Linked DNA regions of Homo sapiens: region 2 is linked to region 1. Evidence: read pairs that join two places in POLR2A ChIA-PET (ENCODE). Cell type or tissue: A673. All regions are shown on one strand. Each heading gives the region's core, and the rest is flanking DNA. Links, peaks and the distances in the headings are about the cores only. Region 1 overlaps EXOC3L2 (exocyst complex component 3 like 2). Region 2 holds the start of LOC105372420 (a long non-coding RNA gene).

What was found. Peaks named below come from ENCODE experiments on the same cell type or tissue, not always from the same donor. Only the 100,000 strongest peaks of a DNase experiment are listed, where the experiment ranks them.
Region 2: POLR2A ChIA-PET joins it to region 1 with 6 read pairs; 3 of 35 experiments call an interaction of 5 or more read pairs at or near these places.

The regions. Positions count from the first base shown.
Region 1 is chr19:45,217,754-45,220,652 of GRCh38, forward strand. EXOC3L2 (exocyst complex component 3 like 2) reads right to left here. Exons shown (of 12, transcript NM_001382422.1): 9 at 444-566. Among named protein-coding and RNA genes, the nearest start is that of EXOC3L2, 26 kb to the right of the region's middle. RefSeq lists enhancers at 1-11, 12-705. In A673, for the core only: no CTCF peak of the experiment used is centred there; no DNase peak of the experiment used is centred there; H3K27me3 peaks cover 2,370 bases.
Region 2 is chr19:45,152,530-45,155,428 of GRCh38, forward strand. It overlaps NKPD1 (NTPase KAP family P-loop domain containing 1), which reads right to left. Exons shown (of 5, transcript NM_198478.4): 5 at 1-1,246. It overlaps LOC105372420 (a long non-coding RNA gene), which reads left to right and starts at 1,050. Exons shown (of 2, transcript XR_935986.2): 1 at 1,050-1,139. RefSeq lists an enhancer at 276-901 and silencers at 533-592, 2,121-2,347. In A673, for the core only: no CTCF peak of the experiment used is centred there; DNase peaks (open chromatin) are centred at 142 and 1,252; H3K27me3 peaks cover 988 bases.

The sequences.
Region 1 (2,899 bases), core at 206-2,705:
GGCCACCCCCGCCCCACTCGCCCACATCCACTCCGGGCACCCATGGGCACCCTTCCCGTGCCCACGCCCCAGTCCCCAGCCCCTGAGCTATCCTAGGATGCCTTCCCTGGCCCCCTAATTAGCCCGCGGACAGTCTCTGCCGGTCCCCAAAGGGTGCTCCATCCCAGCCTCTCCCCATTCCCCAAGCTCCACTCTCAGGGGCCCTGACTCAGTCTGCACCCCGCCTTACACCCCAGTTCCACGCACATGCCTCCCCGCAGACCCCGGGCAGGGGCCACCTCTCCCATCCACAGGGAGCCGCTCCCCACCTTAGAGGGGTTTCCTCCAGCAGGAGCGTTCTTGGCTCTCCCAACCTCCCAATCTCCCCTCTTCCCGTCCCTTTCCCCTTTCCTCCTCCCCTCTTTTCCCCCACCCCCACCTCCCCTCCCCTCAGGCAGGTGCACCTGGTAAGGCTCGTCCTGCATTCTGCGCAGGGCCAGGGCCTGGGCACCCAGCGTGCCCACGATGCCATCCAGGGCCTCCGGGCTGCTCAGCCACTTCCGGCGCATCAGCTTGTTGAAGTGTGGCTGGCAGGGACAGAGTAGGGGGTCACGCTCTCCTCCCTCCCACCCTCCCTCTTCACTTAGGAATAAGTTCCTGCAACCCTGCTCCGTGTTGAACCAGGGCTGTGCGGTGCTGGGAACACAAGGGGAAGAGATAGCCCCAGCCCTGGCATCCTTGGACTCACAGTCCAGAAGGGGAGAGAGACTGGTCCCCAGGTAGTGATGACCCAAAGCTGGCAAGGCTGGGACTCGGGAACCCAGGGGTTTAGGAAGCCCAGAGGGGATGCCTGACTCAGCATAGAGCCATGGAGGGCTTCCTGGAGGAGGGGACACCGGAACTGAGGCCCTGGTGATGATCTTCCTTAGCCAAGTGAGGGATGGGGGAGGGGGAGTGGCTCAATGGGAGAAAATAGTGAGTATTAAGAAAGTTCAGATTTCAGATGGGCATGTCAGGGAGAGGACCAGCGAAAAGGTCAGTGTGGTTGATGAAAACAGGGGACTTCATTTAAAAATTATTAAGGGCCGGGCACAGTGGTTCACACCTGTAATCCCAGCACTTTGGTAGGCCGAGGCAGGAGGGTAGCTTGAGCCCAAGAGTTTGAGACCAGCCTGGGCAACATTGCGAGACCCCATCTCTACAAAACATTTAAAAGTTAGCTGGGACTGCGCGCAGTGGCTCACGCCTGTAATCCTAGCACTTTGGAAGGCTGCGGCGGGTGGATCACCTAAGGTCAGGAGTTCAACCCTGTCTCTACTAAAATACAAAAATTAGCCGGGCGCGGTGGCGTGCAACTGTAGTTCCAGCTACTCTGGATGCTGACACAGCAGAATTGCTTGAACCTAGGAGGTGGAGGTTGCAGTGAGCCGAGATCACACCACTGCACTCCAGCCTGGGCGACAGAGTAAGACTCCGTCTCAAAAATAAGTAAATCAATTAAAAATAATAAAAATTAGCTGGGTATGGTGTCATGTGCCTGTAGTCCCAGCTACTCAGAAGGCTGAGGTGGGAGGATGGCTTGAGCCCAGGAGTTCAGGCTGCAGTGAAATATGATCATGATACTGCACTCCAGCCTGGGTAACAGAGGGAGGCCCCGTCTCAAAAAAAAAAAAAAAAAAAAAGAGAAAAAGTAAGAACTTTAAGACATATTTTTAAAATTCATTAACTATGCACAGCCCTTAAGGGAAGGAGGACGGATTGCTTCCACATTCCACTTCCTAGGTCTGGTTGAGAAAACATGTTCCCCATCTGGAGCTCTTAGGAAGGAGTATAGTAAATGCCTCAGTTAATAACATCCTCCTTTTTGAAAGTTGCCTTTTCTCTCCACCCTTGAGTAGATCCGGTATTTGACGAAACTTGTGAAAGTGGGTGGAACCTGTCTTGCCCCCTCTTTTCTAGAATGCACTGTATATGCGACTGTGACTTTCAAGGAAATGTGTTTGCCATTTGCTGATTTTGGGGGGAAGTTAATTTCTAACTTCTTCCACTGGTAAATGAAGGAAAGTATTGCACCTTGCAAATGCACCAAATGAATTGAGTTCACCATTTTAAAAACCGTCTTTTGGCCAGGCGGATCTCATTGGAAAATTATTAAGGGGCCAGGCATGGTGGCTTACACCTGTAATTCCAGCACTTTGGGAGGCTGAGGTGGGTGGATCACTTGAGGTCAGGAGTTCGAGACTAGCCTGGCCAGCATGGTGAAACCCCATCTCTACTAAAAATACAAAAAATTAGCTAGGCGTGATGGTGGGCGCCTGTAATCCCAGCTACTCGGGAGGCTGAGGCAGTAGAATCTCTTGAACCTGGGAGGCGGAGGTTGCAGTGAGCTGAGATCAAGCCATTGCACTCCAGCCTCAGCAACAAGAGCAAAACTCTGTCTCAAAAATAAATAAATAAATTAATTAAGGGCTGGGCACAGTGGCTCATGCCTGTAATCTCAGCACTTTGGGAGGCTGAGGCTCAAGAATTGCTTGAGCCAAGGGCAACATAGTAAGACTCCCTCTCTATAATTTTTTTTTGTTTGTTTAATTAGCTGGGCATGGTGGCCCACACTGTGGTCCTAGCTACTTAGGAGGCTGATGTGAGAGGATCATGTAAGCCCAGGTGGTTGAGGCTGCAATGAGCTATGATCATGCCATTGCACTCCAGCCTGGGCGACAGAGCAAGATTCTATCTCAAAAAAACAAACAGAAACAAAAACAAAACTCTTTTTCCCCCTGCCCAAAACAAAAAATAATAATAACTTTAAGACAGTGACAGAAGAGCATTAAACCAAGATTGGGCCTTTCGAAGTGTGTGTTTTGGGGGTGAGGGAAGCTGTGCGACCCTGAAGCTGGCATTGGGGTTTATTCCAGGCATA
Region 2 (2,899 bases), core at 93-2,592, 65 kb before region 1:
AGCAGGCGCACGGTGATGGGCACGGTGTTGACGATGCGCCGCATGGACACCACGTTGTCGGGCACGTACTCGTAGAGGCAGTCGCGCTCGTCGTGAAGGCAGAAGAGCGCCTCCTGGATTCGCCGCGCCGCCTCGTCGTCGATGCGGCCCTGCCCGCGCTCCGTCCCCGCCTGCGCCTGCACCGCCAGCAGCTGCGCGCTCTCGCCCCCGGCGTCCCCCGGCAGCCACGGCTTGCGCGTCATCTCGCGGTACAACAGGTCGTCGCGGCTCTGCACCGCATCGTGCAGGAACTGCAGCTTGGTGCGGCGGCCCATAATGGGCACAGAGAAGGGCAGCGTGACAGTGCGGTTGAGGAAGAGGTAGCCGTTATCGGCCGTGCCCTTCATGTTGCCCGCGCTCTCTAGGCACGCGGCCAGGATGCTGGGGTCCACGACCAGGATGAAGATGAAGGGCGCGTGGCTGTCGGACAGCAGCGTGTTGATGGCGTTGAGCACGCCCACCACGCGCTCCGGGTAGCACGTGTCCAGCCCGGTGACCTCCAGCACCACGCGCAGCCTGCGCCGCTGGTAGATCTCCAGGAAGCACAGGAAGTCGGTGAGCAGCTCCACCTCCTTCTTCACCTCGCACATGAAACCCAGCTGGCTGCCGAACTTTTCACGCGACACCAGCCGCTCGATCTTCTTGCGCTGGCTTACGAACAGGTGCTTGCCCACCGAGTACACGGCCATGAGCAGCCCCGAGCCCGACAGTGTGGTGGCCGCGCCGCCAAACACCTTGAGCAGGCTGCCGCTCGGGCTGCCGTGGCCCAGCGCGTGGCCGCCCAGTGACAAGTAGAGCAGCCCCACACCCAGGCCCAGCGCCGCCAGCAGCGCCAGCAGCCCCAGGCACACGCGGCGCCGACAATGCCACTCGCTCTGGCAGCAGTCCTGCCTGGTGGCCGGCTTGTTGCCCAGCACCGAGTACACGCTGAAGGGCAGTGCGCCATAGTGGCGGCGGATGCCCTCGCACAACGTGGTCACCAGGCCGGCCCACAGCTTGTCGGTGCCCGCGTACTGCCAGGCGCTAAAGCGGATGAAAAGGAACTGCACGTTCCTGCGCCGCAGGTGCACCTCGGTGATGATGGGCTGCAGGAACACCAGGTACCACAGTAGCTGCGGGACGCCCCAGCCGCTCACGGCACGCGGCCGCCACTGCACGTGCTGCAGCTCCTCGCTCTCGCGCTGCGCGGCCTCCTGCTGCATCAGCGCTGCGGGAAGGGAGCCCGGGAGCCGCGTGAGCCGCAGACCCGCCGGGGTGGGCGGGGCCTAGTACGGGCAGGGCGGAGCGCTCCTGGAGAGGCGAGGGGCGCCCAGCAGAGGCGAGGGGCTGGAAGCGAGCCGCGGCCGCTCCTTAAAGAGCTGGAAGCCGGTGCAGAAGCGGGGGCGTGGAGAGGCCTGGAGCCGGGCTTGGACCGGAAGCGGTCTGAAGGCCAGGCTGTGGGGTCGGGATGGGCAGAGGTAGAGCCGGCAGAGGAGAGATGGGAGGAGGCAAAAAGAGATACGAGGAAGAGCCAGGGATGGGCAAGAGGCTGGAGGCGGAGCGAGGGTGTGGAGGGCACCGGGAAGGTTCTGAGAGTGGGGCAGGGGACAAGTGGTCGGTGTAAGGGATGAATGAATGAGATGCTGAGGAGGAGCTATGCTAGGCAGCAGGATACACCCTCGGTCTTATCTTGTTGACTTAACTGCTCCTCCTGCAGGAAGCCCTCCCTGATCCCCAGGCTGGGTCGGGGGCCCTCAGCCATTCCTACTCTGGGTCATCACTGTCTGAGGACAAGTCTCTCTCCCCTGCTGGACTGTGAGCCGGAAGGGCAGGGTCCTGCTTGTCTTGGTCACCGTGTCCCCTGGGCACCAGAAGGTGCTTAGGGAATGCCTGAACAATAGATCATGAGAAATCTGAGGTCACAGAGTGAATGAGCGGGAGTGTCTACAGCACCCAGCAGGAGGAGTAGGGACTCTCTGTTCTTTATATCCTCTTCTCCTCCCGGGACCCTGTGACAACACAGGACAGGACAGTGAGTGCTCAATGGACAGTCAGTACAGGAAGGAAAGGCTATTGGGCCTGCACCAGGGCTGGGCACACGTAGGAGGAACGTCAGTCCCAGCCCCTCTGGCCCCACGTGGGGCTGAGGTCTGAGCTCCAGCAGGGCTTGATCCAGATCAAAGCTGCTGGGGAGGCCAGTCGCGGTGAGTCACGCCTGTAATCTCAGCACTTTTTGGGAGGCCGAGGTGGGCGGATCACATGAGGTCAGGAGTTCAAGACCAGCCTGGCCAACACGGTGAAACCCCATCGCTACTAAAAATACAAAAATTAGCCGGGCTTGGTGGTGGGCACCTGTAGTCCCAGCTACTTGGGAGGCTGAGGCAGGAGAATCGCTTGAACCTGGGAGGTGGAGGCTGCACTGAGTTGAGACTGCGCCACTGCAGTACAGCCTGGGCGACAGAGTGAGACTCCATTTAAAAAAAAAAAAAAAAAAAAGGCCAGGTGCAGTGGCTCATGTGTAATCCCAGCACTTTGGGAGGCTGAGGCGGATCACATGAGGTCAAGAGATCGAGACCATCTGGCCAACATGGTAAAACCCCGTCTACTAAAAATACAAAAAATTAGCTGGGCGTGGTGGTGAGCGCCTGTAATCCCAGCTACTTGGGAGGCTGAGGCAGGAGAGTCACTTGAACCCGGGAGGCGGAGGTTGCAGTGAGCCAAGATCGCACCATTGCACTCCAGCCTGGAGACAGAGCAAGATTCCGTCTCAAAAAAAAAAAGCTGCTGGGGAACCTGGCGGGTTGCAGTTCATGTCTTCAGTTGGCATCTATGTATCAGGTACTTTGTGACCACCAAGCCTTAAGAGGTGGGTCTGGGTGGC